Linked DNA regions of Homo sapiens: region 2 is linked to region 1. The links are chromatin loops, found by intact Hi-C in ENCODE. Cell type or tissue: B cell. All regions are shown on one strand. Links, peaks and the distances in the headings refer to the core of each region. The heading gives the core; the rest is flanking DNA.

What was found. Hi-C counts contacts between places; a loop is a spot of excess contacts. Peaks named below come from ENCODE experiments on the same cell type or tissue, not always from the same donor. Only the 100,000 strongest peaks of a DNase experiment are listed, where the experiment ranks them.
Region 2: it touches region 1 in a loop (22-fold over the local background); 12 of 110 quality-filtered maps call a loop at or near these places.

The regions. Positions count from the first base shown.
Region 1 is chr20:45,037,493-45,053,551 of GRCh38, forward strand. The region is part of intron 10 of STK4 (serine/threonine kinase 4); the gene reads left to right. Among named protein-coding and RNA genes, the nearest start is that of KCNS1, 56 kb to the right of the region's middle. RefSeq lists a silencer at 14,338-14,407. In B cell, for the core only: CTCF peaks have their summits at 6,732 and 6,933; a DNase peak (open chromatin) is centred at 6,759; H3K27ac peaks cover 4,740 bases.
Region 2 is chr20:45,103,712-45,119,770 of GRCh38, forward strand. It overlaps WFDC5 (WAP four-disulfide core domain 5), which reads right to left and starts at 11,463. Exons shown (of 4, transcript NM_145652.4): 1 at 11,288-11,463; 2 at 6,924-7,064; 3 at 6,689-6,829; 4 at 5,752-6,302. The coding sequence starts at 11,372. The coding sequence ends at 6,298. RefSeq lists enhancers at 10,899-11,400, 11,401-11,900. In B cell, for the core only: CTCF peaks have their summits at 8,399 (motif pointing left) and 8,598; a DNase peak (open chromatin) is centred at 8,360.

The DNA.
Region 1 (16,059 bases), core at 3,087-11,086:
GTCCATCAGGATATAAAACCACCAAACTGTTAATTCAAAATTAATTTGATAAAAGTAACAGAACCTGAACAAAATTGATTGTTTGAATTCCCTGGATAGTTATAAGCCATTCAGTTGGCTTTTTGTGGTAAGGAAGGATAAATTTTAGCCCTGAGTTTTTCCCAGGAGGCCGATAACAACCTATGATTCCATGAAACTTTATCTTAACCATTCTCTCCTAGATCAGGGCTCCAAATCTGATTGTAAGTTGAGATTTCTTTGGGTTTTTACAAAGAAGCTTTACTGAATTGTCAGAACATAGTCAGTTACTCATTTATTATTAGGTTGTACTTTTTGCTTTTGGCTGCACATGTTAGAAATCAGACACTTGCTGGGAGGCAAGAATTATTACTACCTTATTTATAATTAGAAATCATGATTGAAATGGTAGAAGAAATGCTTTATTTGCCTACGCTTAAGTCAATACTGTCAAGAATGCATCTTGATGTTTCCTGGGAACTCAGTTATCTACAATTTGAAACTTTATCTGCCATTTCATAGAGACAAAAATAACTCTCCCAAAACATTTGGTGAAATTATTGTTCATTTATTTCAAAGTGACTCTAAAAGTTAGTGCATATTCTTAAATTTACCAGCCTTTAATGGTAAGGTAAAATTTAATGTCCCATTACTCAGTTACAACAATCATCAAGTCAGCTATTCTTGTTTTATTTAATCCTTCACCTCCACTATTCACCCACACTGCTTGATTGTTTTGAAGCAAATCCCAGGCATATCTCATTTCTAAATATTTCATGTGTATTTATAAAATATTATTGACCTTTTAAAAATTATAATACCTTTATCATACTTTTACAAATTAGGAGTAATAAATTTCCTTAATGCCAAAAAATGCCTTGTTACTGTTTAGTCTCCTGGATTTATATATATTTTTTAGCTTGTTTGAATTAGGATCCAAATGCGATTTATAGGAAGTTGGTTGATATGTCTCTTAAGCCACTTTTAATTTAAAGCCCTTCCTTTCTGCTACCCCTGCTCGTGTACTCTGAGATACTGTTGGAGAAACCCAGTTGTTATCCCATATAGTTTCAACCTTCATTCGGGATATTGCTGATTGCATCTAAGTGGTCTTATTTAATATGTTCCCTGAGTTTCTTATAAATTGGTAGTTTTATCTAGAACAGAGGTCCTCAGGACCGCTTCATACTTATAAACATTATTGAGGACCCCAGAGGGCTTTCGTTTATACTAATATTTACTGAATTAGAAATTAAAACTCAAAAAATGTTTAAAGAATTTATTTACTTAAAAAAAAAGCTAATTATACATTAATGTAGTTTTTTTCAATGAAAAATGACCATTTTCCCAAAACAAAAACAAATGAGTAAGAAAAATAGCATTGTTTACATTTTTCAAATTTTTTGGCTTAGACAGATAGATGATCCTATCTGTTTTGCATTCAGTCTGTTGTAATACATTGTTCTGTTTGAAGTATAGGAAGAAAGTCTAGCCTAGCAAAAAGAGGTGTAGTTGAAAAAGACAGAACTATTGTAATAGCTGTTTAAGATAACTGTGGATAGTCTTTGACCCTATACCAAAACTCAACAAGTAGTGGTTTCTTATAGGTTAGTTGCAATGTAGAATATAAAACTAAATTCATGAAATTTTCTTACTCTGTATATTAAAATTCATTGATGTTTTAAAATTTTGAGTGGAACTTTTACTCACACATGATTTTGTAACATCACGCATTGGGCATTTGGAAGATGTTGGTTCATTCAGTTACATGGATCTTCTAAATGTTGGCACATTTCATTAAACAATATAAAAAAACCCCACATTCCTTGAAGTTATGACCAGTCTCATCAGAAGAGTAGCTAAGTGTAGGGAAGTTGTCAAGCTCACAGTGGTAGATTCAAGTTTTCCAGAATACTTATTTTCATTTGAAGGTTTGAATTTTATCATCAGCTACAACACTCTTAGTTGTTTTCCTTTGAGTGACAGACTCACTTTTTTCATTTCTGAGAAAATGTCTGCCAGATACCCAAGTCTGAATACTCACAGTTTGTCATTTTTCATGTAAAATGGTGCTCTGTGGAAAAAGCAGCTGGTTGAGCTTGCAGCTCAATTGCACAAGTGCTTTGCTTCAAAATGACCATTGTATTTCAGTTAAAACAGAAGTGCTATATGCGGACTTCCCATTTCATCATAGATACTATTAAAAAGACATGAACTTTTTTACTACTTCATCAAGGACATTCTTAAGGATTTTTAAAAAACTGTAGCCAGTGACTGTAAAGAATGCAATAACTGCTGACACTATTTGGTGCCACTTTTTGGTTTCTACTGAGGCTAACAGTTTTAGCCCCCACTGCTTTTGTGTAATCAGTACAGATGTCAACACAGTAGAAAAGTCAAATAGTGTCTTAAGATTAATATGAAAATAGTTTGGTCTTATAGAGTCCCCTAAGAGTGTGTCAGGGATCTTCCAGGGATCTGCAAGCCAGACTTTGAGAATTGCTGATCTAGAAGCTTGATCAGAATCAGGTTCGATTTTTTTTTTTTTTTTTGGCAAGGGTATTTCATAGGTGGTATGTATACTTCCATCAGAAGGTTCATAATATCTGGATATATGGTCATCTCTCTTTTTCCGTTGTTAGAAACCAGTGAAGGTCATTGTCTGGATGCCATTTCATTAGAGGTTACAAAGTGGTGACATTTGATCATTTCTTCTCCATTTACCAATTGAAGTAAAGAAGCATTTCATTATTTAGATAATCTCAGGTACAATGTATACAGAAAAGACAGAATATGCACTTGATTTTTTGATTTTTATTATAATTTTCAAAATAATGTATTGGTTCCCTGGCATTCTCCAAAGATATAACCAGGGATTTTTTTTGTATCATAAATTCGTGGATTTAAAAATATTTGATCTGTTTCAATCCTTTCATCTATTTCTTATGTTCAAATGGTTCCATCTTGATATAACCCCAGTAGTTACTTTTAAATGTTTTATTGAGGTATGCTTTATATACTCCCTGGTAGTTTGTGAGAGCATCCTTGCTTTCTAGTATGATGAGATGTGAGATGTTCCAGGCTCATCTTGTCCATGTCTTGCTCCAAACCTGGAAACAGACCTTTTTTTTTTTTTTAAGGAACTCAGGTTTTTAAAATGGGAAATGGTAATTAGAGACCACAGTCTGGGTGCAAGTTGTGCTCATTGCAGTTAGGTCATTTTTTTCTAAGCCTTTTCAATGTATGAATCCAGGAAATGTGTTTATTACAAACTCATGCGTTCTTATGCTATTTCCAGTGTAGATTGAATACTACTAGTTTTTTCCTTAACCACTTTCATCCCACATCTGTAATCCTTTCCCCCATGCCAAATATCTTCCCAGCAATTCTAATATAATTACTCATTTGTTTTTCAATTCACAATAAATGTCAGCCTCGGAATAATAATGCCAGTACTTCTGACAACAATACTGAAAACAGTTAAAGATTTGTGTTGCAGCTTGTTGTCCTTAGGGACATCCCATATAGATGTACAATGAAATTATTATATGTTAAAGCTACTGGGAATAATTTCTACGTGGTTATGCCACAAACTTAATTGGCCAATAGGTTTTTTTGTTTCATTTTGTTTTTTGTTTGAGGTATTGCTTTTTATTGTTTTGCTTTATAATTATATAAACTATATGGTTCCAAGGGGCAAGTCTACAAAACAAAGTTGTTCAGATTTAGTTTCTATTCCTATCTCCTCTGTTTCCTCCTTTTTTTAATGTTTGGGAGATATACACAAGACACATGTATGCATGCATGCATGCACGCACAGACAAATACATGTATGTTTGTACTACCATTCTGAGATAACAGTAGTGTCCTGTCCATACTTTTCTCTGTTTGTTTTTTGTTAATTATATATCCTAGAAATTACTCCATAGCCATACATAGAGATAGTCCTCATTCTTTTTTCCTATGCTTAGTATTCTGTTGTGAGGATGTATTGTAGTTTATTCAGCCAGTCCTCTGATGATACACATTTAGGTTGTTTGCAACAGTTTTTAAGTTGATTGCTTCATAAACCTATTCATAAATAGGGAATGCAATTTTTTATGATTGTTTTGGTTTTTTAGGTTCATGCTTTGTCAGTTTTGAGAAGCAAGTTACATGTTTTAAGCGTGTTTAGCTTTTTTTTTTTTTTAAACAGCAAGGAGTGGATTTATTCAGAGGTCTCCCTCTGCCACATTTTAGTGCTGTTTGTATAAAGCAGCCCCTAAGACTCTAGTCATAACATCACGTGTCACAGGAAGAGTGAGTAATCAATCTCCTGGCAAACATTGTTTGTTAGCCTGCCGCAGGCATTAAAATGTTGCCAGGTGTTAACAACCTGGAGGCCTGGAATTCCTAATTGCTGTAATCAGAACCTGAAGTTTTTAAAGTTTGAATCTCATTACAACCAAAGCCAGATTTGGTTCAGTTACTTTAATTTTTCTATAATTTGAAGTCAGAAAAGAAAAAGAAAAACAACTGTAACTTCAGTGTTGTTTATTATTCATCAAGAAGGTTTCAATGGCTGAAATTTAAAATGTAAATTAGCTATTACTCTAGAAAGCACAGTTTTTAGTTTTCAGCTGAGATGAATGTATTTTTCTTATTCCTGGATCTATAGCCACGCTTTTGAATTATGATCTCATTCACTTAGACACATATTTTTCACTCTTCTTTTGAGCTGTTGAAGATATTTTCTTCAGTCTTTCTTTTCAGCTTTACCTCCTGTTTTTTTTTCTCACACGAACTCTTGACAATTCAGTAATCCTTATTCCTGGGACATGAAATGTTGAGAAGACAAAGGAGATTTATGCAAGTTTTCCCACTCCATCCAAAGAAAGGGTCTCTATTAGAGCTCTTGAAAGTGATATTTGCTTATGTAGCCCAGTGCCTCTGAAAGAAAAAACATGATGCAGAACTTTTCTCATTATCTAAGGTGTGTTCCTGGTGTCATTTCCCTCTCCCAACAGGACCACTTTTACCTAATACAAATCTGGATCCTCCACTACTCAAGTGAAATACAACGCAATTAGCATCTTTTGTCTTTGATAACACACCTACTCCAAGCACCAGTAATGCTGGAATGGAAAGCATGTTTCATTTCCTTTCTTCATTTCTCTGTTGGAGTTTGATGCTGATATTACTGAGATTTCTAATGGACAGTGTAGGGAGGAGAAGGCTGATTGATGGTAATTTATTGTACTGCTACTGAGAAAAAAACACAACTCAGGGTATTGGTTGTTCGATACATCCAGATTTTTTGACTGAAAATGTTAGATTTTACTTTTTCTTTTTTAAAAATTTCCAACTTTTAAGTTCAGGGGCACATGTGCAGGATGTGCTGGTTTTTTACATAGGTAAATGTGTGCCATGTTGGTTTATGGCACAGATCATGCCATCACTTAGGTATTAAGCCCAGCATCCATTAGCTATTCTTCCTGATGCTCTCCCTCCTCCCAAGCCCCCACCCTCTGACAGGCCCCAGTGTGTGTTGTTCCCCACCATGTGTCCATGTGTTCTTATCATTCAGCTCCCACTTATAAGTGAGAACATGCAGCATTTTTTTTTCTGTTCCGTGTTAGTTTGCTAAGGATAATCACCTCCAGCTCCATCCATATCCCTGTGAAGGACATGATCTCCTTCCTTTTTATGGCTGCATAATATTCCATGGTATATATATACCACATGTTCTTTATCCAGTCTATCATTGATGAACATTTAGGTTGTTCATTACAGCACTATTCACAATAGCAAAGATTTTACATTTGTTTAGAAGGCTTGATAAAGTTGCAGTTGTGTACCAAGTGTACCAAAGTGACTGTTCTTTTAGTGAAGAAGCAGTAGATTTGGTAGTTAAGATCATTGGAATCAGGCTTTCAGCGTTCAAATCCTGACTTCACCATTTGCTGAGTAGCTGTGGGCCACTTACCTCTCCTCTCTGAGCTTCATTGTCCTCATCTGTAAAATGAAGTAATACTAGAACCCATAGGATACATTTTGAACCTATATGAGAGTTAAATGGAGTAATGCACATCAGGGGCCTGCAATATAATACAGATTGAGTATCCCAAACCTGAAATCCTGAAATGCTCTAAAATTTGAAACTTTTGAACAGTCAAAGAAAGTGCTCATTGGAGCATTTCAAATTTCATATTTTTGGATTAGAGATGGTCAACAGGTAAGTATAATGCAAATATTTCAAAATCCTCCAAAATCCAAAGTTTAAAACACTTCTGGTCCCAAACATTTTGGTTAAGGGATACTTCACCTGTAGTCACTTCATAAATGTCAGCTTCTCCTCCCTCCTTCCACTTTCCCCTCCTTTCTTGAAACATTGTCCATGGAGTAAATTTCACTACCTAAACTTTTCCCCCAGTGATTTGCCATTGCCTTCTGTTATAAAATCAGAGATACATTCCCAAAGAATACTTGCTCCCAGAGGGACTGATCTAAAACTACTCTAAAACAAAGGAATTAAAACTATTACTGCTTGGAAATTGATTACCAAAGTGATCATAGGTATCAATTTTAGAACTTCCTAATGCTTTCTTCCTTTCTTTTCCTTACATCTCTATACAATAATACAGTGTTTCTTTCTACCCACCTCTCAAATCATGAACTGTTGAGGTTAACGGAAATTTTCAAATCTTGAAGCTCTGAAACTACTTCCCTTACAGTAACACACTTCTACCAATAGATGCCGCCCTTTCACTTCTTGAGTGCACAATCTCCTGTGTGGCATTTGCTTAAGGCAGAGCTTGCTGGCTATGTAAAATGAATGATAAAATTATTGAACCAGGCCGGGTGAATGATAAAATTACCGAACCAGTGGCTCATGCCTATAATCCCAGCTTTTTGGGAGGCTGAGGTTGCAGGATCGCTTGAGCCCAGGAGTTCAAGGCCAGTCTGGGCAACATAGTGAGACCCCATCTCTACAAAAAATAAAAGCACATTTTAAAAAGCCAGGTAGGGTGGCATGTGCCTGTGGTCCCAGCTACTCAGGTGGTTGAGGTGGGAGGCTTGCTTGAACCCGGGAGTATATGGTTTGCAGTGAGCCGTGATTGTGCCACTACACTCCAGTCTGGGCAACAGAGCAAGATCGTGTCTCAAAAAAAAGAAAAAAGTTACTGAATCACTTTAGAAATTTGACATTGTGTGAAGTGAGTTTGTTTGAAAATAGGGAAAACTTGTAACACAGACCAGTAGAATGAACATTACATTACATAAGAAGAAGGGTGAATGGCCCAGGCTTTAGCTGGGACCTTGGGTGAGTCACCCTCCTCTTTGAATTTTAGTTTGTGATCTGTAAAAATTAAACATAATAGTACCTATCCTGCTTTTCCCACAGAGTTGGAGAAAGGATCAAATGAAATATACATTGGGTTATTTGAACTAAGTTTACTTTCAAAACTTTGGTAGAATTTTATTAGCCAAGAATTATAAGGCCGTTGATGTTTATTTTCGGTTCATTGTGTATTAAGTATTATCACTTATTTTTATTTCACATTTTATTTTACTATTATAAAAAAATTAACTCTTTGAATGATGACAAATAATTCAGAAGTGAGGAAGACAAAGGAGCAGTTAAGCCTGGATTTCTGGTATGACTCCGTTTGCTGATGATAGTAACATTATCACTTTAGATCTAGGTAGCATTTAATATAGTTAAAGATGCATTCATAGTTTGTTCTTTTGTTTGGCAATGCTTACAGTGTTTCTGTGAGGTAGCAGGGTGGGGTTTCTTATCCTCTTATAGTTTGAGGAACTGGAGCCCAGAGACATTTTACAAAGGCATCTTTCCTACTTGGTGCCAGAATCAGGTCTGGAACCCAGACCCCTAAGTGGCTTCCTGTCTGCGTTAATTCATAAGTGTGTGTGTTTTCTCACATGAAAACAAAAACAAAAACTATGCTTACATATTAAATACCCAATGTTATAAACCAGGAAAAAGAATCTTCTTTCAAATAACATGTGATAGGGACTACAGTAACCAGGAAGAATGATTTCAGGTTTATTGCATCTTCCTGGGAATTTCGTGACATTAGAGGAGTATTTATTATTAACTCACAGTGTTTTTTTTCATGCTTATTGAGAACACAATGCAGATTGACAAGCTTTGTATTTCATTAATTGTTTATGCAAACAATTCTTATTGGAGCAATTTAATTTGTACTTTCTTTTGCTGTTCTTTCTTATTTACTTTCTAATTATGGGTTGTACAGTAATTTTGCTATTGTCAGAAAGTGTCTTTTTTTTTTGTTTGTTCGTTTGTTTTTTTGAGAAGGAGTCTCGCTCTGTCGCCCAGGCTGGAGTGCAGTGGCCCAATCTCGGCTCACTGCAACCTCTGCCTCCCGGGTTCAAATGATTCTCCTGCCTCAGCCTGCTGAGTAGCTGACATTACAGGTGCATGCCACCATGCCTGGCTAATTTTTGTATTTTTAGTAGAGATGGGGTTTCACCATGTTGGCCGGGCCAGTCACAAACTCCTGACCTCAGGTGATCCGCCTGCCTCCGCCTCCCAAAGTGCTGGGATTATAGGCCTGAGCCACCGCACCTAGCCAGAAAATGTCATTCTAACTAAAAAGGCATTATTATTTTAAGAACATTTTTGGTTTTCGCCAGGTGCAATCCCAGCCCTTTGGGAGGCCAAGGCAGGAGGATTGCTTGAGGTCAGGAGTTCATGACTAGCTTGGGCTACATAGCAATACCCTGTATCTACAAAAAAAAAAAAAAGAAAAATTGGCTAAGTGTGGTGGTGCGTACCTGTAGTCCCAGCTACTCAGGAGGCTGAGGCAGAAGGATCGTTTGAGCCCAGGAAGTTGAGGCTGCAGCAAGCCATGACTGTGGCACTGCACTGTAGCCTGGGTAACAGAATGAGACCCTATCTCAAAACTAAAAGGAAAAAAAAAAAAAAGCAAATATAACCTCTGAAAACAAAGGTATCTATTGTGGAGGAATCTTAATGGATACAGGAAATATTTGATATATTTTCTGGTTATATCTCTGTCACAGTGTGCTTGTCAGTCTCATTCAGGCACTTGTTCCTGAATTTTTCTTCTCTTCTACTCTGTTATCTATTGTCTAATCAGTATGGGCTTTTCTGCTAATTTGCTTTTCTTTTTTTTTTTAAATTTATTTATTTATTTTTTTTCCGAGATGAAGCCTTGCTCTGTCACCTAGGCTGGAGTGCAGTGGCGTGATCTCGGCTCACTGCAACCTCCGCCTCCTGGATTCAAGCAATTCTCCTGCCTCAGCCTCCTGAGTAGCTGGGATTACAGGCACCTGCCACCACATCTGGCTAATTTTTGTATTTTTAGTAGAGACAGGGTTTCACCATGTTGGCCAGGCTGGTCTTGAACTCCTGACCTCGTGATCTGCCCGCCTCGGCCTCCCAAAGTGCTGGGATTACAGGTGTGAGCTACCACGCCCAGCCTAATTTGCTTTTCTTACTCCAGTGTTAGATAATGAATATTTTTAGTAATCTTCATATTGGTTGCTCATTATCTTGTCTAATTTTAAATTTTATTGGCAGACACACTTGGTCTCTTAAGACTAACTACATTTTGGATTTTGACAAGGAAATGATGAAAATAGCAGTTATTGAATGCTTGTTGTGTGTTAGGTCCCTGTAAATGTTTTATACCATCTTCTTTTCATAATATCCTCACATGGTAGATCTTATAGATCTTATTCCCACTTATTTGACAGAGAGGCTTTGAGGCGCTAGGTGACAAGAGATGCTAGGTGACCTGTCCCACCCTTGGTGCATGATTAATAAAAGATAGACCATTATTTTTCTCAGAATAACGCACGTTTGTTTGTGTGAGAATGGTTATATATGTGCCGATGGTAAACATTCATCTAATTCAGATGCTGCATCTTTTCTTTCTCTAACATGTGCAGCCCTTAGCGAATTGCCATAGCATGCAGGTGCTCAGAATGTGTTATTTGATTATGTTATTTGGGCCCATTGTGCACTCTTTGGAAATCTTTTTAAATTTCTTCAGATTTTCTTTTTGTAATATCCATTCATCTATGTGTATAGGAATATGTTAATTGGACTATAATTTCATAGATGTGGAATTTAGATTTCTTCCCTGCTTCTTTGGTAAAACTGTAGTAAAAAACATTGATTGGAAATACAGTGTTGGGAATTCCCTTGATCGAATTGGATAAAGCATAAAGCATTTAGCAAAGTGCCTGGCATTCCTAATCTATTATTAATATGTGGGTTCCTTTTAGAGTGATGGCTTATTTATAGTGAAGAAGAGCAGTGGGTTGGGAATCAGGTCTCAGCTCTGACTGTAACTAGCTTTGTGTCCTTAAGTAAGCCACCTAACCTTTCTGGGACTCTGTTTCTTTGTCTGCTAAAGGTAAGATTAAGCCTTCAAGAGCCCTCAAACTCTCTTGGTCTTTGTTTGCCAATTTAAAAAATGCAGCTAATGCGTCTCTCTCATAGGGATCATGTGAGCCTAAAATAAAGAGCTTGTGTAAAGTGTGTAAAAGATGCTCAGTATATATAAGGTTCTTTTCCTGTTCTTTTAAAAGCAGAGAAATGCTTAGGACACCCAGGACGCCAACATGAGCATAGAAGGCAGTCTGATATACTGACCAAGAGCAGATAGACTTGGATCCATTGCTGGTTTCATTATTTATGGGACCAGTAACTCTAGGCTTCTCACCCAACCTAAAATGAAGATACTAATCATATTTACTTCTGAGTTATTGAGAAGATTAATTTAAAAATGCTTTTAAAGTGCTTAGCAGAGTATCTGACACAGAGTAGGCATTCAGTAAATTTTATTTACATGTGTAACACTTAGGGTGGGAGACATGGATGAACTACTGGAAAAGGGAAAGATACTGAGGTGGGCTGCCCTAAAAAAGGAAGGTAAGAGGAAGACCTACACTTATTTCACACTTTTGTTGCAGGCCCTGCTAGTTCACACATTGTTTGCTTTGTGATTTTTTTTTTTTGAGACGGAGTGTTGCTCTGTTGCCCAGGCTGGAGTGCAGTGGCGTGGTCTTGGCTCACTGCAACCTCTGCCTCCTGCGTTCAGGTGGTTCTCCTGCCTCAGCCTCCCGCCACCATGCCCGGCTAATTTTTGTATTTTTAGTAGAGACGGGGTTTCACCATGTTGGCCAGGCTGGCCTCGAACTCCTGACCTCAGGTGATCCATCCGCCTCGGCCTCCCAAAGTGCTGGAATTACAGGCGTGAGCCACCATGCCCAGCCATGATATTTATTTTATACCTAAGATGAGCTTAATTCTGTTATGACTTTCTTGTTCCTAGGGTGAGCTTAATTCTGTTATGACTTTCTTGTTCCTAGGGTTTAAATATCAAGGATACTCACTAAAACACTGATAGACCTTTTGTGTTTTCTCTGATTGCTTCCCTTCTGTGCCTGCCTGGAGGCTATAGGTCCTGGACAGTTCCCACATTGATGTTTTTTTTTTCAAAACAGTTTTTTCCTGATGGTACATTTGTTAATGTAAAATAGCTCAAGTAAATGTATGTGCGTATGTATGAAAGAGACAGAGAGAGACAGAGAGAGCTGTATGGGATCCATCAGCTGCCGAGGGTACCCTTTCATCAAGCAGAGTTCACATTGCAGAGCATTGGATCAGAGGGTGGCCAGCAGCTGGAGGGAGAGCAAACTTGAATCTACTTTATAGACCCACTAGTCACTTCCATTTGCCCTTTACTTAGGAGAAAATACACAGCAAAAACTGTTCTTTAGACATGGATGCATCTAGTTTAATAAATCTTAATGTAGTGCTATTAAAAATGAGGTAAAGTCAGGAAATTTTCTACCCCCTCCCAAGTGCTCTTATTCCTAGATATGCAGGACCAAGCATAAAGTTATTTTCACACATTGGGAAGAAATGTTCCATTCCAATTTCAAGTGGAGGTTTTCCACTTTTGGAAGTGCTGCTGAGACTGCAATTATAAACTACAACTATTCTTTTAAAACAGTTCCTGGGATGAATTAAGATCTTGCAGTAAAAATACCATATACAATCTGTCACATTATCTGTGGAACTCTTCCCTTTGCCAGCTTGGTCAGTGAGGGTAACAGCTGCCCAGAGTTCATTGCTAAACGGATGTTTAACAATGGTACTGTGAATTCAGCACTTCATATTAGAATAATGCTTGAGTTCCTGGTATTCGGTTAATGGAGTTTTACGTACAGTGATACAGAAAATATGTGATGCACAGGATTTCAGCTTTTTAAGAATTCTCACCACTTCTCCTCCCATCTCAATTTTGTTGTTGTGGAAAATGAAAATCCCACAGGAAAGCCAAGTGTAGTCCTCATTCCCTGACTTCTGGCTTTGTACTCCATCACTTTCCACTTCCTTCCCCTCCCCTCTCTACACTGTTCACCTGGGCCTAAACGTCTGAATGACTGCAGCCTCAAGGAAAGCTTCAAGTTAGACTAGATGACCTTTAAGGTTTTGTTAATCCTGAGAATCCGTTTGGCCACATCAATGAGCTCCTTTGTATCTACTCAAATGTGATAGAACAGACGAGCATTCAGAGTAAGGGGATCTTCCTAGGCTGGCTGCAGAGAGAACAGTCAGCAGTGCTCGTGCCATGGCTACAGATTACACATCTCACTCTGGGGGTGTGTGGGGACTGGGAAAGGGGGAGCCAGTTTGGCCTGTGGCACATGTAATTTTTATACTTTGAACTACTGAAATGGGTCTGAGTTCTCCAGCTCTTCACAGACCCCATCACTTCCTGTTTTTGTTTTATGAGCAGACTGTTGAGTTTATTTCTGTTGTCTTTGCCAGTCTCTCAAAACATTTGTGTTTGTGATCTCTGATTTAACCAGTCTCCAGCTGATGGTCATTTAGGTAGCCTTCAGCTTTTTAATATTAATAAATATTGCTTTAATAACATCTTTGCATGGTACGCCCTTAGAATTAATTCCTGCAGTAGAATTATTGGGTCAAACTGTTCACAAATTTGAAATTTTGATACATATTGTTAAATTTCCCTATCGTTTTTGGTATGTGAATTGTTGCTTTATATTATTTACTGAATTTTCCATGGAATTCTTATTTTCTTTATTGATTTTAAAGACTTCTTCAGCTATCAAGTCAGGTTATGAACCTTTTAACATATGTGGTAAAGATATTCTGCTAGAATATCTTTTAAAGCTTTGTATATGGTATCTAACTTCAGACATTTAAATTTTTATATATTTTGATTTATTAGCTTTTTCTTGTGGTTTCTGGAATTTTATGTCATCTTTGGGAAAGTTTTTCACATTCTAAGATTACAAAAATATTAACCCTTACTTTGTTTTAGAATGTTTTATTATTTTTTCTTTCTCAATATTTAATCTATCATGTATTTGTCTTGGTGTTAAGAGTAAGGTAGCAATCGAGCTTTATATTTTTCTAACAACCAAGGGTTTAAAAAATACATAATTAATTTAGAATTACCAAATCTTAATAGCTTATAGTACCTAAAAGTGGCTTGTTTTTACAGATAGAAACTTTCCACTTCAAACTCTGAGTTTTAATGTTTTTCGGCTTTTAAAACCTCTAGAAAGAAACTGTGAACAGAACACCGTATTGGTTTTGGCATTAACCTTAATGCATCTCAAATAGGCTGATTCTACAGAATTTGATCCAAAGTACTTCTATGTCTTGATCCTTTTTTTGCCAAGCAAAATTGATTGTTTCTAACCAAAAGGCCTTTAGTGCTAGACTGAAAGAAAAGTAAGGTGGTCCTTCTGTGCTGGTTGTATTTTATATAATTTGGCATCAAGTACAATGCTTTTTATTTTTCTCTTTAGTTTCTTTCTTTTCTCTAGCCTTTGATGGTCCAGGCCTCTTGTTGCTAGGGGGCTTTTTGGGAGACAAATTCAAATCCTTACTGTCTAGCTCATTGTTATTGTATCTTTTAGTGAGTTCCTTTTTTCATGGTAGTTCAATAAGTGGTTACCAGGGGTCTTTCTTTGACAGTTATTACTAGCTTCTCTTGTATAGTGGGATTTAGCTGTGGGTTGATTTGTTGTGCTGGTATGTTTTCAACTGCAGCGATGCATTGCTCTATCACATGGATTCTTTTTATAGCTTCATTAGAGGTGTTTTAGTTCCTCTTTTGAATATTTATCTGAGTATCTTAGTACCTTGGCAGTCACACTATCCTAAATTATTATAGTGCCTTCTAAAGTAGATTTTGTCATTGAGGCTTATGTTTAGGTCAGGCTTGCAGGCAGGGAGACAGATTATGCCATTGTGGTTGAGAGGCATATAGTGGTTAAAACCACTGGAGTTATTCTGTTAGGGCTCATAGCCTATCTTCTCCACCTATTATGCCACCTGTCTAACCCTTGATTGTCTTATCTGTCAAACATGGTAAAGTCATACCTCTTTCATAGGGCTGTCGTGAGTATCAAATGAGATGCAGGTTGCGTAATCCCAAATCCAAAAATCCAAAATCCAAAACACTTCTGGTCCCAGGCATCTTGGATAAGGGATACTAAACCTGTAATGCACGTAAAGCACCTTTAGGACAATGGTCCTTACTGCTGGCCTGCAATAAGCACTTAATAAATGTTATTATTTTCTTCTTTTTTGGTGTTGGTTTGCTCTTCTATAATGTTACAATGCTATTTTGTTAACCTTCTAGTTGTAAAAACACACTCATTATAGAAAGTTTAGAGACTGAAGAAAAGCTTAAAGAAGAAAATGTCTCTTACAACTCTTCCACCCCCCCCAGCAATAATAATTACATTTTAACATTTCCTTCCAGTTTTTTAATACTTAGATATTATTTTACACAGCTGAGATCATTCTGCATGCATAATAAATCTTGATTTTTTTTCACTTAACATATCTTAAACATTTTCTCATATCATTAAAAACACTTGTGAAATCATTTTTAAGGGTCACATAGTAGCCCATCACATTACATTCTTTTGATTGATTTAATCATCCTCTTTTTACTTGGCATTTAACATTTGGGGCTTTTTTGGTTGGAGTTGGGTTGTTTTCAGGTCGTTCTAATATATTAAGCCAGGCTTTTTTCTTGTCAACAGGAGGTTTGGGGATTGAGTCTTTGTGATTGTTTTTATTGTTGCATTTTTTTGCCTGTTGAGTGTGTGAATTAAGCTGGGGTTTTAACCATCAGCACCTGCGCTCTCAGACTCTTGCCACCACCTTTCTGGACAATCTCCATGCTCTGCTTTTTAAACTTTTTCTGATGAGTTTCTTTTCTTCTGTGCTAGAAGAAAGATGAATGGAGACTATGTTTGGTGTTTAGGTTTCTGACCCGGCAGTGCCATGTGAATGCCCAGTAGCTAGCCAAGGTCAACAGCACTGCCTGTTAATGGCTTTTTACTGAAGTAGTCCTGTCGAGCAGTTTCTGGTGAGAAGACTATCCTAAATTGTTCTTGACAGGGTACACTATTTTTGTTTCAACTTCTTATTTTTCCTGTAAAGCTTGGTTTAAAGTATGTTGAGACTGAATTTATTTGTGCTTTGGAATATAATGAGATTTTGTGCTCTTTTCTTTCAGAAAACTAGCCAAGAACAGCAGTCTGGAAAAGACATATGTATCCAAAATTGCCAGGGAAACCTGCTGTGTAGATACGCTTTCTGAGAAACCACATGGTAAATGAATGTCATCTTTGTCTCAGAACCACAGTAGCCTGGTTCTGCTGGTGGATCGTGCTAGCTGATTTGAGCTGGGTTTTTAACTCAGTTATTGAAATGGCTTTGAGAGCAGGACTTAAATGCCTGCGGTTTTTGACCTCAAGAGGTTGCTTAAAACAGTATCAGCCTGTGTGAGCCTGAGACTGTTTTTCATTTCCTTTGTTTGGTTCGGAGACTGCTTGATCCATGGCTGCTTGGCAGGCTTCTTCTTTAGCGTTCATTCTTGTGGCCATTTATTCTCTGATATTAAACTACAGGATAATTTTAATCTCAACTACATGGTGAGAAAAAGAGCTGAGTCCAGACTGGCTCAGAAATGGAGCCTAAGA
Region 2 (16,059 bases), core at 5,134-13,133, 68 kb after region 1:
TAAGAGTTTGTCTGCAGCCTTTGCTACCCCTCAGGACTCAGGAGTTTTCCCTGGAGCTGCAGAGACGGTTTCCAAAATTGAGAGAAAAGACAGACCTATTTCCCAAAGGCAGAAGAGAATGAAACCAGGATCTGGTTTCATCCCCAGATTACACAGTGAGAGGTAAATGAAGTTTTGGTGGAATCTGTGAGCCACAAGAGTGGGAAGGTGGGCCTTATGGGTGGGAAGGACGGGGCATCCCTGTCCTTCATGTACCATGGATGGTCTGTCCCCCAAATTCTCCCTCAGTCCCTGACCAGGTTTAGTCATTGGAATCCATGGGGTTTTACCTTCAGAGTAAGCTTGATTTTGCAGAAAATACAGAAAATTTTGGAATTAAGTAGACCTGGATGTGACGGGCATCTTCTAAGATGTCTCCCAGTGATGTCGGCCTCCTGGTGTTCATGCCCTTGTGCAATCCCCTCCCCTTGTGTGTGGACAGGCCTTACTGAGCTGCTTCTAATGAACAGAATATGGCAAAAGTGATGGGATGTCACTTCTCTGATTAGGTTACTTAAGGTTGTGACTTCCAGCTGGCTTTGATGAAACAAGTTGCCAGGCGGGAAAGGTAAGAAAATGAGGAGGACTTCCAGCCAACAACCAGCCAGGAGCTGCGGTATTCACTTCATTAGTCCTCAAGGAACTGACATTCCGCCAACAACCCTGTGAATTTGAAAGTGGATCCTTCTCTAATTGAGGCTCAGATGAGACTCCCACCATGGCCGACCCCTCGAGTGCAGTCTCGTGAAGCAGAGAAACTGAAGCAGAAGACCCAGTTAAACTGTGCCCGTGTTCTTGACCCATAGAAACTGTGAGATAATACATGTGTGTTGCTTTAAGCTGCTGCATTTGTGAAACCTTGTTACACAGCAATAGATAATGAATACACTGGGTTCGAATCCTGCCTTTGCCACTAAACTGGTGTGTGACCTTGGGCCAAGCACTTCTCTTGGATCTTTATCTTCCTCATCTGTAAAATGGGAACAACACCTACCTTTCAGGATTGAGATGAGGACCAGCACATGCTGTTCCCTCTCCATGAACAACTCCTCCTGCCCTTTCTTTACCCTGCATATCAGTTAGAATTTAACTTAGCTGCGGGAACAGAAACGGAATTACAGTGACTTCACTAGAGAAGAGTTTACTTTTTTTTTTTTTGGCAGGCCAGGGTAGGTACAGCTGCTCATGAATAGCCCTGAAGACCCAGGCTCCTTGTCACTTCCTCCTCCACCATTCTTATGTGACTCATTCGTGCCCACAGCTCCTCTGGGATCCTTTACCGCTTTTGTGCACACAGGCTCCTGGTATGTTTTTCCTCCTGACAGCTGGTATCTGGGGCTTTCCTGAGGCTGCCAGAGCCTGCTATGGCTCCGCACAGGGAGAACCTGAAGTACCTGAGAATGTATGTGCTCCATCTATAGAAACATTTCTTGTTTCTAGAACTGCCCTGTGGGACTTCACTGGATTTCACATCCTCACTGGCTTCTTCTCTTCCTGGTGAACTTCTGTACTCCTATAGCCATTTTTCCTGGAAACATTTCCAAAGCATCACTGTCATATGATTCTTCATCTCAAGATTTATTCTGGGGGAACCCAACTAAGACAATCCTCAAGGACACCAGATGGCTGTTCTAGTGGCAGCAGCCATGTTCCAGGAAGGACACAGGGTAAATGGATGACAGACAAAAGGCCAAGTCTATCTCCTTAGTTAGGAAAACTATAGCTTGCCATGTAGCCCCGCCTAGTAGATTTTTCTTACTTCTGATTGGCCAGTCTTGGGTCACGTGATCATTGTTTGGTGCAAGGGAGCCTGGAGAGGAAACATATTTTTAAAATTTTAATTTACCTTTAAAATTGAAATATACTGTTCCTATGGTAAAGTGCACAACAGCTGAATGATTTTTTTGTAAATAAATGTATGTATCCATTGTAACTACCACCCAGGACAAAATATGGAATGTCACTGGCACTCCAAGAGCCTGGGGGTGGGGTGGGGCAAATATTTCTAACCAGGGACACTGCTATTGGTAAGGAAGAAGGGGAGAATGGATAATTACAAGTGTTCTACTTGGCTAGCTCCTGCTAAAACTCAAGGTCTTGACCTAGATATCATCTTCAGGAAGACTTGCCTGGTTTCTAGGCTGAGTTAGGTCTCTCCTGGCCTCCCATAGCCTCCCAGACCTCTCTAGTCTGGTATATGTCATGCAACTCTCTAGCTAGGGCTTTGTCTCATCCACTAGTGCATGAGTTCTGCGAAGCACAGCCTAAAGCCTATATTAAGTGCTCAGCAAACATTTATTGAATAAGTGAGGGAGGAAAGCAAGGTTAGAGTCTGCAAAAGGAACCAGCCTCCTAGGAGACTTTCCAGAAAGGCAGAGGAGACAGGCAGTACAGATAGAGCTGACTGGGTTGGAGCTGAACTCAGAGATGGCACTGCATAGACCAGCTCACAGAACTGCTGGAACAGGGAGTGAGTTAGCCAGGAAGCTGAGCAGGGAATCTAGAATGGACTGTGTAGATGCTGCTACCTATAGCCAGAGAAGCCATGGTCTGTGACCTGTCACCTCTTGCCATTCCAAGGACCTAGCTCAGAACTCAGAGCTCCAGGATAGTCACAGGGCTCTTGACAGCCAAGTCTTAACTGGCTTAACTGGGAGCTTCCTGCTGTGACCCCCTAATTTTCCTCCTGATGCCTTTGAGGAAAGAAACCTAGGGCAATAAGCTGTGTATCAACAGGCTTGGGTTCCAGTTGTCTAGAATTAAGTCTGGTCACTTAACCTTCTTAGGTCTTTGTGATCTTCATTTTTCAGATATGGACACTGAATCTTCAAATGGGAGGAATCTTAAGTGGGAGAAATCTTCAAAGACCGATTGTAATTAATTAGAGTAGTCAATAGGGATGTAAAGTTTATGGTTAGACTGCTTGGGGTTGAATCCCAGCTCTAGTACTTACAAGTTGGACAACTTTGGCCAAATTAACCTCTTTGTGCTTCAGTTTCCTCATGTGTGAAATGGGGAAAAGTAATGAAGCCTACCCGATAAGGATATGAGGATTTCATGAGATTATACAAGATTATACATGTAAAGTGATTAAAATGATACCTGGTCCATGGCACATGATCTGTAATTGTTAGCTGTTGCTGCCTTTATTACTTTCAAGGGAGGAATATGGTATGGTTTAATCCTGGCTACATCATTTCTCAGCTGGGGGTCTTGGGCAAGTCACTTATCTCATAACCACTATTTCTTCACTGTCAAATGGGAATAGCCTTTCTCAGGGTTATGGGTTGGATGAATGAAATGATGTTTAAAAGTGGGAGATCTGCAGTAGACGTTCATTACAGACTAATAACCAGAATCTGAATTAGTCAAGCTCTTACTGTGATAAATCTGTGACAAACAACCCTTGAATCTCTGTGACTTCTTACCACAAATATTTTTTTCTCTTTGGCAAGTTTGAGGCTTGGCTGGTCTGGCTCAGCTTCAGGCTTGCCCCAGGTGTCTCTCCAGCAAGACAAGTGGCTCCGGGCAAGCTCTTCTCATGGCAGAGGGCAGAAGCTCTAAGAAGGGTGGAGGTCAGGTGAGGTGGCTCACACCTGTAATCCCAGCACTTTGGGAGGCTGAGGCAGGCAGATTGCCTGAGGTCAGGAGTTCAAGACCAGCCTGGCCAACATGGTGAAACCCCATCTCTACTAAAAATATAAAAATTAGCAGGGTGTGGTAGCAGGTGCCTGTAATCCCAGCTACTTGGGAGGCTGAGGCAGGAGGATCACTTGAACTCGGGAGGTGGAGGTTGCAGTGAGCCAAGATCGTGCCACTGCACTCTAGCCTGGGCAACAAGAGCGAAACTCCATCTCAAAAAAAAAAAAAAAAAAGAATGGTGGTGTTTTGTCTTTAAACAGGCTACACTGTCACTGCCACCCACATCCCATTAGCTAAAACAGGTCTCCTCGCCCAGCCCAAGTCACTGGGGCAGGCTGTACACTCTCCCTGAGGGAAGCCACTGTAAGCATGGGGTGGGGAGGGGAAAGGGACAATTGTAGGCAAATAATCCAATCTACAATATTACCTGTGTTAACTATCTGAAGCTATATGTATATGGGGAAACTGAGGCCCAGAAAGAGGAACAGAAATATCCAAGTTTGCTCAGAGTCAGTGACTCCCAGATAGTTCTCCTTCCCCTCTCCAAGACCTCAGTCTATATCCATGTAGTTAGCATTTGGTACTTTTGAGTCAACCGTTCAAGCATTTGAATCCCATGGTAAGAACAAGGAGGGTGAGGAAGTAGAATCCCTTCCATCTTCCGATGGGGCAAACAGAAGCCCAGAGTGCAGAAGGATGACCTGTCATCATACTGCAAGGTCAAGAGAACAGGGAAAGAAGACCAAGGATTCCCAAGTGTACCTCCACAGTGGACCGCCCAGTCCCTCAGTCTTGTGCTGGACACAAGAGGCCCAGCAGATAGAGCAGGGAATTTGCCACCTCCTTCCTGGGAGGAAAGTGGGAGAGTCAGGAATCCAGCTGTCTGGGTCCAGGGATATCCCTTGGGATGACTGTCATTCCCTCATTGACCCCTTCTCCCCGCAAGAAACACTTGTTAAACCCTGACTGCATACTGGACCCAGGAGAAACTGAGGTGAGTGAGGTGGAGAGAGAGCCATCACAATAATGACATCCCGACGACTTGAGCAACATTTCCCCAAATTTTGGGCAATTTGAAGTGATCTTAGTATGTACCTGGATGCAGTGTCACATAACATGGACTCCTGGAGGGAGAAAGTCATTCCCTTCTCAATTCTTCTGATTACCTCAGGGAGAAAGTCTCAGCTTAGACATTTGCATCTTTTATTTATTTATTTATTTATTTTATTTTTTTATTTTTATTTTTTTTTGAGACGGAGTCTCGCTGTGTCACCCAGGCTGGGGGGCAATGGTGCGATCTCCGCTCACTGCAAGCTCCACCTCCTGGGTTCACGACATTCTCCTGCCTTAGCCTCCCGAGTAGCTGGGACTACAGGCGCCCGCCATCACGCCCAGTTAATTTTTTGTATTTTTAGTAGAGACAGGGTTTCACCGTGTTAGCCAGGATGGTCTCCATCTCCTGACCTCGTGATCCGCCTGCCTCAGCCTCCCAAAGTGCTGGTATGACAGGCGTGAGCCACCGTGCCCGGCCGATGTTTGCATCTGTAACCCTTTAAAATCTTCATTGATTAAAACATAGACTGGCCGTGCACGGTGGCTCACATATGTAATCCCAGCACTTTGGGAGGCTGAGGCAGGTGGATCACTTGAGGCCAGTAGCTTGAGACCAGCCTGGCCAACATGGTGAAAACCTGTCTCTACTAAAAATACAAAAATTAGCCAGGCATGGTGGTGGGCACCTATAGTCTCAACTACTTGGGAGGCTGAGGCAGAAGAATCGCTTGAACCCGGGAGACGGAGGTTGCAGTGAACCAAGATCGTGCCACTGCACTCCAGCCTGGGCAACAGGATGAGACTCTGTCTCAAAAAACAAAAAACCAAAAACATAGAGTGAGTACAGGCTTCAGGCTCAGTCTTGGCAGGTGGCTGTAGCTAGCTAGAGTTTAATAACACTATTTAATATCATTTAATCTGACATGATTTACTTTAATGGAACTGAGCTGTTTCCATTGCATTTGTTTTCATAATTCCATTTGTGGTAATTGATCTCATTTATAGTAGTGATATCAATTTTCTTTTGAAATGAATTTATTTATATACAAAAGTGAGCCATTTAAAGAAAACATTAAGTAAATGGTGGTACAGGCAGCGTGCAACCTATCATGGTGCTATTTTGTAGGTATGGTGAAAATCATGAAAGAGGTGAATGACTGATGTTTGGAAAACTCTGCAAGAATATTCATTCTGGATGGTTGGGCTGCCTGAGGGAGAGGTCAGGGTCTGCCTGAATTGGGCATTTTTGGTGGAGGAAGCAGCATGTACGGATTGGTGTGAAAGCGTTAGGAAGGGTGGGAAGCTCGTATGGCAGTGGTGCAGAGTACTGGGGTGATACAGAGGCCTTCCTCCGAGCTCAGGCTATGGACTTTGACTCCCAGGAGGAGAAACCAGGGGTGGATGGGTTGCAGGGAAGTGTCAGCAGGCCAGTGATTATCAGAAGGCTGGAACCACCGCTGGTAGAGATAGTGCTGTCCAGCGGGCAGGGCCCCAGGCCTCCCATCGTGAACTCTTTCCGTTGGTCCCCAGCTTAGGTGCAGAGCCACAGATCCTAAATCAGAATTAGCCTGAGGAGGGAGAAAGAAAGGGTTAATTCCTTCCCATAATAGGGCTCTGGTTTCTGGCCTTGGTCTCCCATCCATGCCCCACCAGCTCAGCTCTGGTTGCCACCAAGGCAGGATTCCTCTGCCCCCTTCAAAAGGGCAAACAGAAGCCCAGAGCAGTTTAGGGCTGTCATCCAGGTGCCACAGCAAGCTCAAGAAGAGAACCAAGGACTCCCGGGTCCTCTGTCATCCTAGCAGGACTCCTCCAACCCCTATCCAGTTTCCTAATCCTGGCCATGGGAGGTCCTGACTTCTGGGGAGGCATCCTGTTAAGCTTGTAGCAATGAAGAAAGTATTAGAGCTGGGCTCGGAGAGGGGAGGCACCTGCCCTGGGCACCCAGGAGCCGTACCTCTGGCAGGATCCCGGCAATCCCGCCCGCAGGCGCTGTGGCAGCATCGCTTTTTGCCCGAGCAGTCTGAGTCCTTGTGACACAGGTGGTTCATGGGGCTGAGGCAGCGCAGTTGGTCCTCTGGGCAGCTGCCCAGCTTCACTGCAACACAGGGAACTGGGTGAGCTCCGTCCTTGCCCACTGGCCCTGAAGCTTGGGGCTTGGATGGTCAGCAAGGTGGAGGGGAGGCATTTACCAGAGACCCTGGGGACACACTGGCGGAAGCAAGCTCTGTAGCAGCACTTCCTGGTCAAGGGACACTGGCTGTCTTCCACGCACTGGTCAGGCACCGATAGGAGGCAGGGCCCATCATCTGGCGGGCAGCCCCCCGATTTCTCTGTAAGAGAATCTCCTAATATTGCAGCTGGAGGAAGCTCACGGTTATGTAATAAGCGCTGACCTGGGAATGACAAGACTGAATTCTCCATCCCTTGCTTTTTGCCTGTCTTTTGGCTAGTTGTTATTTTTGTTTGTTTGTTTGTTTATAATGACTCCAAGCCTCAGTTTTCTGGCTGTGAAATGGGAAGCTGGGCTAGTTTGAGACTCAGATGGCACAAATGACAGGGGAAAATGAAGCCCAACATCTCCACTGTGGCCAATAAGGCCATGCCTGGTCTGGGCCCTGCCCATCTCTCTAGCCCCATCCTCTACTGCCCTCCCACTCAGTGCCTCCTGATCTGCTCCAAGCCAGCTCTCTCTGCAGGGCTCTTGCTCGGGCCGCATCCTTTGCCTAGTGCACTTCTCCTGTACTCCATGCGCCTGGTCAGCTCATTAGGACTCAGCAGAAACATCGCATCCTCAGAAGACCCTACTTCTCTGACCCCACATTAACTAGGTCAGCGCCCCCCCACCCCGGCCCCCACACACACACTCATTTCTTTCCTCCAGAGTTTGTGATGCTGCATCTGTTTGTCTGTGTCTCTCACTTGGCTGGAGGTGAGGAGAGTAGACACCCTGCCAGCTTTGCTCACCGTTGGTCCATATCACAGCCCTTGGCGCACAGCAGTAGGGCTCAGTGACTTGGAAAGAAAGGGTTTTGAAGTGAGGCCCAGCATTGCACGTGCGTCAGCAGTGGCCAGCCTGGTGCACTGTCACAGCCACAGCTGGCCACGTCTTCTGCACCGTTGCGTTCATCACTGTTGCAAATGGCATGGTTTCGAGGATCAGGCGTTAACTCTGTCTCTGAGGCGTTCCTCTGAATGGTATAGAGTGTCCTGTCCCAGAGCTTACCTAACATTCTTCTTGCTGGGATTTTGGGCCATGTTCATATTTCATGCACAAAGCTGGAAATCAGTATCCTCCTCCATGTAGAGGAGGAAATCAAGGCCTGAAAAGGGCAGTGACTTGTCCAGACCCACATGGGCTGGGCTTAGGACTCCCAGGGCCCGGCTCCCTCTGACCTCTGTGAGTGTCCACCCTGAGCTGTCTTTGAGCTGTAGGGATGGAGCAGGTCCCAGGTCTTCAATTCAATCCAGCATCAGAGAAAATGTTCAAGAGTTCCGAGGGGCAGCTGGATCTGGTTCTGTGACTTTACCTCTGTGTCCGCCCCTCCCCCTCAGCCCCCTGCCTGGGTGCTGGCTGCACACATAAGTAGGCACCTTGCTCACATCCTACGTGCGCTAAGTCAACTTCAGCTGTCACATCGGGTTGGTTTAAATTAAATTGCTGCCCCCTGCTGGAGAAAGAGAGGCTTGGCGTGGGGAGGGGGAAAAAGTGTGGGTTTGGGGTGGTGGGGGTGATGGGAGGGTTCCTGGGAAACTGTCTGAGGTCCAAGGTTTAGCCCTGAATTCACAAGTCCAAGTCAAAGGTGCGCAGGCCTCAAAGGGTGGGCCAAACGGAGCTGCGTGCACTCAAAGCCGGTGGAGCCGGGTGGGTCAGGCAGGGAGAGCTTCTGTGGCGAGGGGCCTGGGGCTGGCCTTGGGGAATGGACAGATAGGGATGGGGCATGACAGCTGGCATTTCCAGTGGAAGAACTGCGATAGCTGCAATGTGGAGGTGGGGATAAAAGCCTGGCGTGTGCAGAGCCGGCGTGAGAGGCTCTGGGTGGTCACACTCACTCTGTTTGCCTGCCTTTCCTAACAGTCCCTCCAAACCAGGTTCTCCACTCACAGATGTGTACATCGAGACAGTCACACACACAGATGGTCATCCAGATGCATGCGCCATGGGTGTGTAGACTTAGAGAGCAAAAGAATCGTATCCAAACATGGTTAAATATATACACTTGTACACACAGACGATACACACATAGTCAAATACACAAGCACATTTAGATCTAGACACACAATTAGCTACAGGCTTAACAGTAGGAAACTGCAGATAGTCAACTGTTTTATCTACAAAAGTAGCAATTTTACATGGTTCAACTTAATACACACATATATACATATGGACATATATCAGAGAGTTATATATATGCAATATATTTATAAACATATATAAACAGGCAGTCATGTATGTACATATGAGCTGGAACATAATCACTGTCATTTACACATGCCTACCCACATAGATACATACACACAGATAGACACTCAGACACACACAGTTATGTATATAAATATATAAATATATAGCATATGTATGTGAACAGAGAGACATACATAAGCATACACAGTCATATATACAGAATCATATGCACAGAGCTACACAGACACATATATCTTCCCAATACCACATAACCACTGACAGCATTTAATTAGGCACTTGCTGTTTATCAGGGACTATGCCAGGCTCTTTGTATCAGAGACACCCAGACGTTTGAGTGAGAAGGGGGCAGAATGGGGAGCTCTTATAAACAGAGGCGGCTGGGCTTCCACAGGCAACAAACTGAGACTTCCCTTCCCTTGGCTTCGTCACCTTCCTCCATTGTCTGAAATTCTACCAACAGCTCGGCAATGTCTTACAGGAGAGAAACCAGTGGGGGACAAGGTGTGGTGAACTGGGGGAGAGACAAGCTTGTCACACCTGCCCATGCAGAGTGGCCCTGCGCAGGCTCGGTTTCTGCTGTGCCAGCTCTTTGCCTCTGAGCAGCTGGGCTGAATATTGGGGTGTGCTCCCTGGGAACACAATGACTCCCCCAAATCACCCACTTATGCTGTGCTTACTGTGTGCCAGGCCCTTATTCCTCGAGACACCATTTACTCCTGAGAGAGAGGCATGGGACCCCATTTTACAAGGAGTAAGTCTCCAGACCTGTCCTGTTGCCTTCCAGGAGTGTCCTGCCTGGAAGTCCTAATAAACTCATGCACTTGCCAATCTGGCCTTGTCTAAGTCATTCTTTGTTCTCTCAGCTCCTTCCTATGTTGGGGGTGCATTGTCCTGTACAGTCCTGGGTTTTTGCTGTAATAGTTGGTAAAGTGAATCTTTCTGATTTCAAATACTTGCACTCATGCACTTGCTAATCTGGCCTTGTCTAAGTCATTCTCTGGTCTCTCAGCTCCTTCCTATGTTGGGGGTGCATTGTCCTGTACAGTCCTGGGTTTTTGCTGTAATAGTTGGTAAGGTGAATCTTTCTGATTTCAAATACTTGCATTCAAATGCCACATTTGGCACTAACTCAGAGTCAGTCTTTGACCTTGTTAAGTGGTTCCCCGCTATGCCTCAATTTTCCTCATCTGCAAAATGGGGATGAAAATAGTCCTGTCCTCACAGCACCTTGTCGAGGAGTTACGTGATGATGGTGCATGAATCACAGCCAACACAGGGTCCAGCCTTGGAGCTCACCAGTGTACTTCCTTCCTCAGCCTGTCCCCATTACTGTCCCCTTTCTTTAAGGCAGGGCAAGGGTTGCACAGGTGAATGTAGGTTGGAGTGTTCCAGCCCCAGAAAAGGACGCAGGTGGAGGCCTCACCCAGATCAGGAGTCACCTGTCTAGCCACTCAGCAGCCCTCCCTCACCTGTCAGCAGGCCAGCCCCAGCCTTGTCAGGGGTGGGAATGGGGACAGGAGGTTGGGGGCGATGAGAGTTAGAGACAGAGCTTCCTCCCCACAAAGCCCAGATCCCAGAAGCCACACCCTCTCCTCAATTCCCAAGTCCCTTCCACAGATGGGGTGGTGGACCCACTGACCCAGTCACACCACAGCCCAGCAGGCACAGACAGGGTCCCTCCCCACACCTGAAGGCACAGAGACACACATGGACAGGCACCAAGCTCAGACACATGCGTGCAGCCATTCCTAAGTGTACGTGTGCAGACAGAGCTTTGCACAGACAAGCAGACGCAAAGACACATGTCTACACAGACACAGGCACATGCATTCCCCGCCCTGCCACCCCCTGACATATAGACAGGCACAGACAAGCACCGAGAAACTGGCAGAAAAGACACTTACAGATACCAACACAGGCAGGTGGACAGGCACAAATGTACACACATAAAAACACAGGCTTCTGAAAGCACTAAGAATCAGGCATCCACACATACACACACGCACGCACGCACACACACACGCGCACACACACCCCACAGGGCATTACCTGCCTTCCCCCAAACCCTTACTCTCCCTAGAGAAGTAGAGACAATCTGGTCCCCCCAGCAGAGGGATTTCCCGCACTCACCTCCCTTCTTCCTGCCAAAGACAGCAGGCAGCTGACTCCCCACAGCCAGGAGGGCCCCCAGGAGGAGAAGGCTCTGGGTCCTCATATTTCTGCTGCCGGCTCAGGGCCCAGGGCCCCCCAGATTAACACCTGCAGCCTCAGGGAAGCCAGAGAAACTTAGTCAGGAGAGGAAAGAGAGGGGGTGTGGAGTGACACCGTGCCTGCTTCATCTTGGCCCCACCCCCTGAGGGCCCGAGGACTCAGTGCAAGGGATGCTGTCACAATAGCTGAAGATAGGGTGGCGGCACATCCTGCATGTGGGGGACTCAGATCCAGTCTTGCCTGTATCGGTGACTTGGGCTGTGATCTTGGGCAAGTCTTGTCTCTCTGGGCTTCAGTTTTTTCATCTGTACACAGGGTGAAGGTTGTTGAGGCAGATGCTTGCTATCCTGGCTCTCAAAGATGTTGAAGCCCCAGCGATGTCTAGGCAGCGGGTAGAGGTCAGCTTTGAATAGCAAAGGAGTGGGGGTTTGCAGAGTTCTGGATGCCTAGGAAGGGAGAAGGCATTAGGGTTAGGCCAGAGCTTGCAGCCAAAGAAGGCTGGCCCAGGCTGGCATAATGAGTGAGGCCAGCCCTGGCCTCTCCTCTTGGGTCCTGTGGATGGGAGAAAGACCACCCCGCCTTTGGTGAGATCACCAGTGGCTTCTGATAGAACTGCCCTCTTCCTGGGGCTGGCTTGGCTGTTGAGGGTGGGGGAGCATGGCTTTTGGCTTGGCTAAGTTTGCTGGTCACAGCAGATGTGTGGCCACTGGAACCTCTTCTCTGGCCCTAAGGGATCCTGAGCAAAAAAATGTCATCTCATCCAGGGACCCCCACCTTAGATTTCGTATCTCTGATGTTGCCTCCTGCATTTGGTAGAAGAGAGGGAGCTGAGACTTGGCATCCTAAGGGACATCCTAAACAGAAACTCCATCGAAGTACATTCTCTCAGCCTTCTCATTTGAAAGACGAGGAAACTGTGAGATAGAGATGAGAGGGGACTGGCCCAAGGACACGCAGCTAATTCCTGACTAAGCTGGGACTTCCCACTGTGGCCTCCCCATCACCCTCATTCAGTTCCTGGGTTTTAAAAGCAGGTCAATACCTCATCTGATCCTGAGAAAGGAGGGTGATATTACAGGGCTTGTCTCACTTACCCATTCCAATCCAGGACAGCCCTGGCAGCAGGAAGTTCTTCCTTGGGTTTAATGTGAATCTCTCGTGCTGTCTTCTAAGCTATTAAGATAGGAGAGGCTCTGTCTTCTATGATCTGATGTTGCTTTTGGAATGCTGGCACCTCCTTGGAAGCTTTATTTTGGAGGACAAATATATGAGCCCTTCCTTCCTCCCTCCCTCCACCCCTCCCTCCCTCCACCCCTCCCTCCCTCTTTCTTTCTTTTTTCTTTTCTTTCTTTCTTTTTCTTTTTCTTTCTTTCCTTTTTTCATTTCTTTCTTCTTTCTTTCCTTCTTTCCTCTCTTTCTTTCCTTTCTCTTTCTTTCTTTTCTTTCTTTCTTCTTTCTTTTTCTTTCTTCTTTCTTTCCTTTTTTATTTCTTTCTTCTTTCTTTCCTTCTTTCCTCTCTTTCTTTCCTTTCTCCTTCTTTCTTTCTTTCTTTCTTTCTTTCTCTCCTTCTCCTTCTTCTTTCCTCTCTCTCTTTCTCTTTCTCTCTCTGTCTTTGACAGAATGTCGCTATGTCACCCAGGCTGGAGTGCACAGTGCCATCATGGCTCACTGAACCCTTGACCTCATGGACCCAAGTAGTCCTCCTGCCTCAGCCTCCTGAGTACCTGGGACTATAGGCATGCGCCCCAATATTTGGCTAGTTTTTATTTTTTGTAGAGATGGGGGGTCTTCCTATGTTGCCTAGGCTGGTCTCTAACTCTAGGACTCAAGTGATTCTCCCACCTTGGCCTCCCAAAGTGCTGGGATTCCAGGGGTGAGCCACTGTGCTCAGCCATGAAATGCTCTTTTTTTTTTTTTTTTTTTTTTTTTTGAGACGGAGTCTTCCTCTGTCATCCAGGCTGGAGTGCAATGGGGCAATCTCTGCTCATTGCAACCTCCGTCTCCTGGGTTCTAGCAATTCTCTGCCTCAGCCTCCCAAGTAGCTGGGACCACAGGCGCCCGCCACCATGCCTGGCTAATTTTTTGTATTTTTAGTAGAGACGGGGTTTCACCATGTTGGTCAGGCTGGTCTTAAACTCCTGAATTCAGGTGATCCACCCGCCTCGGCCTCCCAAAGTGTTGGGATTACAGGCATGAGCCACCATGCCAATGCTTTTTAAATTAAAATTATTTTGTAGACATTTTCCTGTGCTGTGAAATGTTCTCTAAACATCATGTTTTCTGATGGCTACATGCTGTTTTGTTAGATCTATATGTCAAAACATCACTTCAGTAAAGTTTTTAGGGAAAAAAGATATGCCAAAATATACACAATCAGTATCCTATTATGAAACATGGAGGTTTCCAATTTTCCACTTTCATAAATAAAGCTGTGATAACCATCTTTTTGTGTACATTTTGGAGTCACATCTCTGACTGTTTTCTTAAAGTAAATTTGTCAAAGTTAGAAATGCTAGGTCAAAAGGCACAGTCATGTTTCCAGGCGTTGGATATATCTGGTCAAATTAAATTTCAGAAAGGAAGTAAGTGAGTGTACAAGAGCCTCCACCTGCCCTGCCATAGACCTCTATTGTTTCGTCTGCCCAGCGTCTCTTCCTTTGGTGGAACCATTGCCTCCTGACTGCTGTCATTCTGGTTGGTTGCCAATCAGCAGGTACTTCTCCTATCAAAGCTGAGGGCACTGGATCCAGGTTACACCCACTGCACTCTTCTCCACCCCTAACTTGCCCACGCCTTCATTAGAGTCTTGAACAGATAAGCCAGTTCTCTAAACAGAACAGTCCAAAGCTCAGATGCTGTTGCTCACAGCCAAAGATCCTTAGTGGATATTCTTACTACATACAGGATATTAAAAAAATAAGTAAATAAAATCTTTGCTAACGGAAAACAATATTTCATTTTAATTTGTCTTCCTCTTCCTCTTAATACCCATGATGGTGAGCATTTCTTCATATTCGCATACTGACTGTATCCTTTCTCTGTGAATTGCCTGTTTTTGTATTTTGCTCATTTTTATTGGGGGTCCTTTTATTTTTGAGTTTTAAGAGCTGTTTATATATTAAGAATCTATTAACCTGTCATACACAAGGGGCAGTAGTGAACAGATGTATATTGGAGTTAGGCAGACCTAGTTTTGAATCTTGGTGCCATAGGCTCTATCTGTTTGACATTAATTTTGTAAAACCCCTGTTTATTTTTGTATACCAGTAGAGATAGAGATAATCATATACGTGTTATAGGATGGTTCTGAGAACTGAATGAGATAAACTTGATAAATGCTTTGATGCTATATTGCAAATATTTCTTTCCTCATTTTTGCTTAGTACCAAAGGATTAAATTTTGGGGTAATCAATTCAATCTTTTCATTCATATTTTCTCCTTTTATTTTTATGCTAAAAAGGCTTTTTGACTCTGATGTTAGATAAATATTCACTATATTTACTTGTTATTATTTTGTGATTTTTGAAAGACATGATAATTCTTTAATCTAGCTGAAGTTTATCTTGGTATAGAGCGTGAAATAGGAAATATCTTTTTTTTGTAAGTAATTAAGCAATTGTCCTATGATCATTTAGTGAATAATTTAAACTTTTGCCATTGATTAAGAATTAAAACTTTATCAATAACTTAAGTCTTATTGTAACAGGGGCTGTTTATGGGTTTTCATTTTTTTTCTTTTCCTTTTTTTTTTTTGAGATGGAGTCTCGCTCTGTCACCCAGGTTGGAGTGCAGTGGCATGATCTTGACTCACTGCAACCTCCACCTCTCGGGTTCAAGCAATTCTCCTGCCTCAGCCTCCTGAGTAGCTGGGATTACAGGCACATGCCACTACACCCAGCTAATTTTTGTATTTTTAGTAGAGACAGGGTTTCACCATGTTGGTCAAGCTCCTCTCAATCTCCTGACCTTGTGATCTGCCCGCTTCAGCCTCACAAAGTGCTGGGATTACAGACGTGAGCCACCGTGCCTTGCCCGTTCTTTTCTTTTGACTGTTTATTCTTATGCCAGCACAGACAAGCATGTATTGTGGGTTCAGTTCCTGACCACTGAAATAAAGAGAATATTGCAATAATATTTGGTTAGTTTTTATTTTTTGTAGAGATGCGGGGGGCGGGGGCCTTCCTATGTTGCCCAGGCTGGTCTCTAACTCCTGGACTCAAGTGATTCTCCCACCTTGGCCTCCCAAAATGCTGGGATTAAAGTGAGCCATGTGGATTTTTTGGTTTCCCAGTGTATCTAAAAGTTATGTTTGCACTATAGTGTAGTCTATTAAGTGCAAAATAGCATTTGTCTAAAATAAGTATGTACCTTAATTTAAAAATACTTTATTGCTAAAATATGCTAATAATCATGTAAGCCTTCAGTGAGTCATCATCATCTTTCTGCTGGCGGAGGGTCTTACCTTGATGTTGAGGCTGCTGAATGATCAGGGTAGTGGTTTCTGAAGGATAGGTTGACTGTGGCAATTTTAAAAAATCAGACAACTATGAAGTTTGCTGCATCCATGGACTCTTCCTTTTTTTCAACTTTCATTTTAGAATTAGGGGGTACATGTGCAGGTGTGATACAAAGGTATATTGTGAAAGATTTCTCTGTCACATATTGTGAAATACTATCAAACATGCAATGC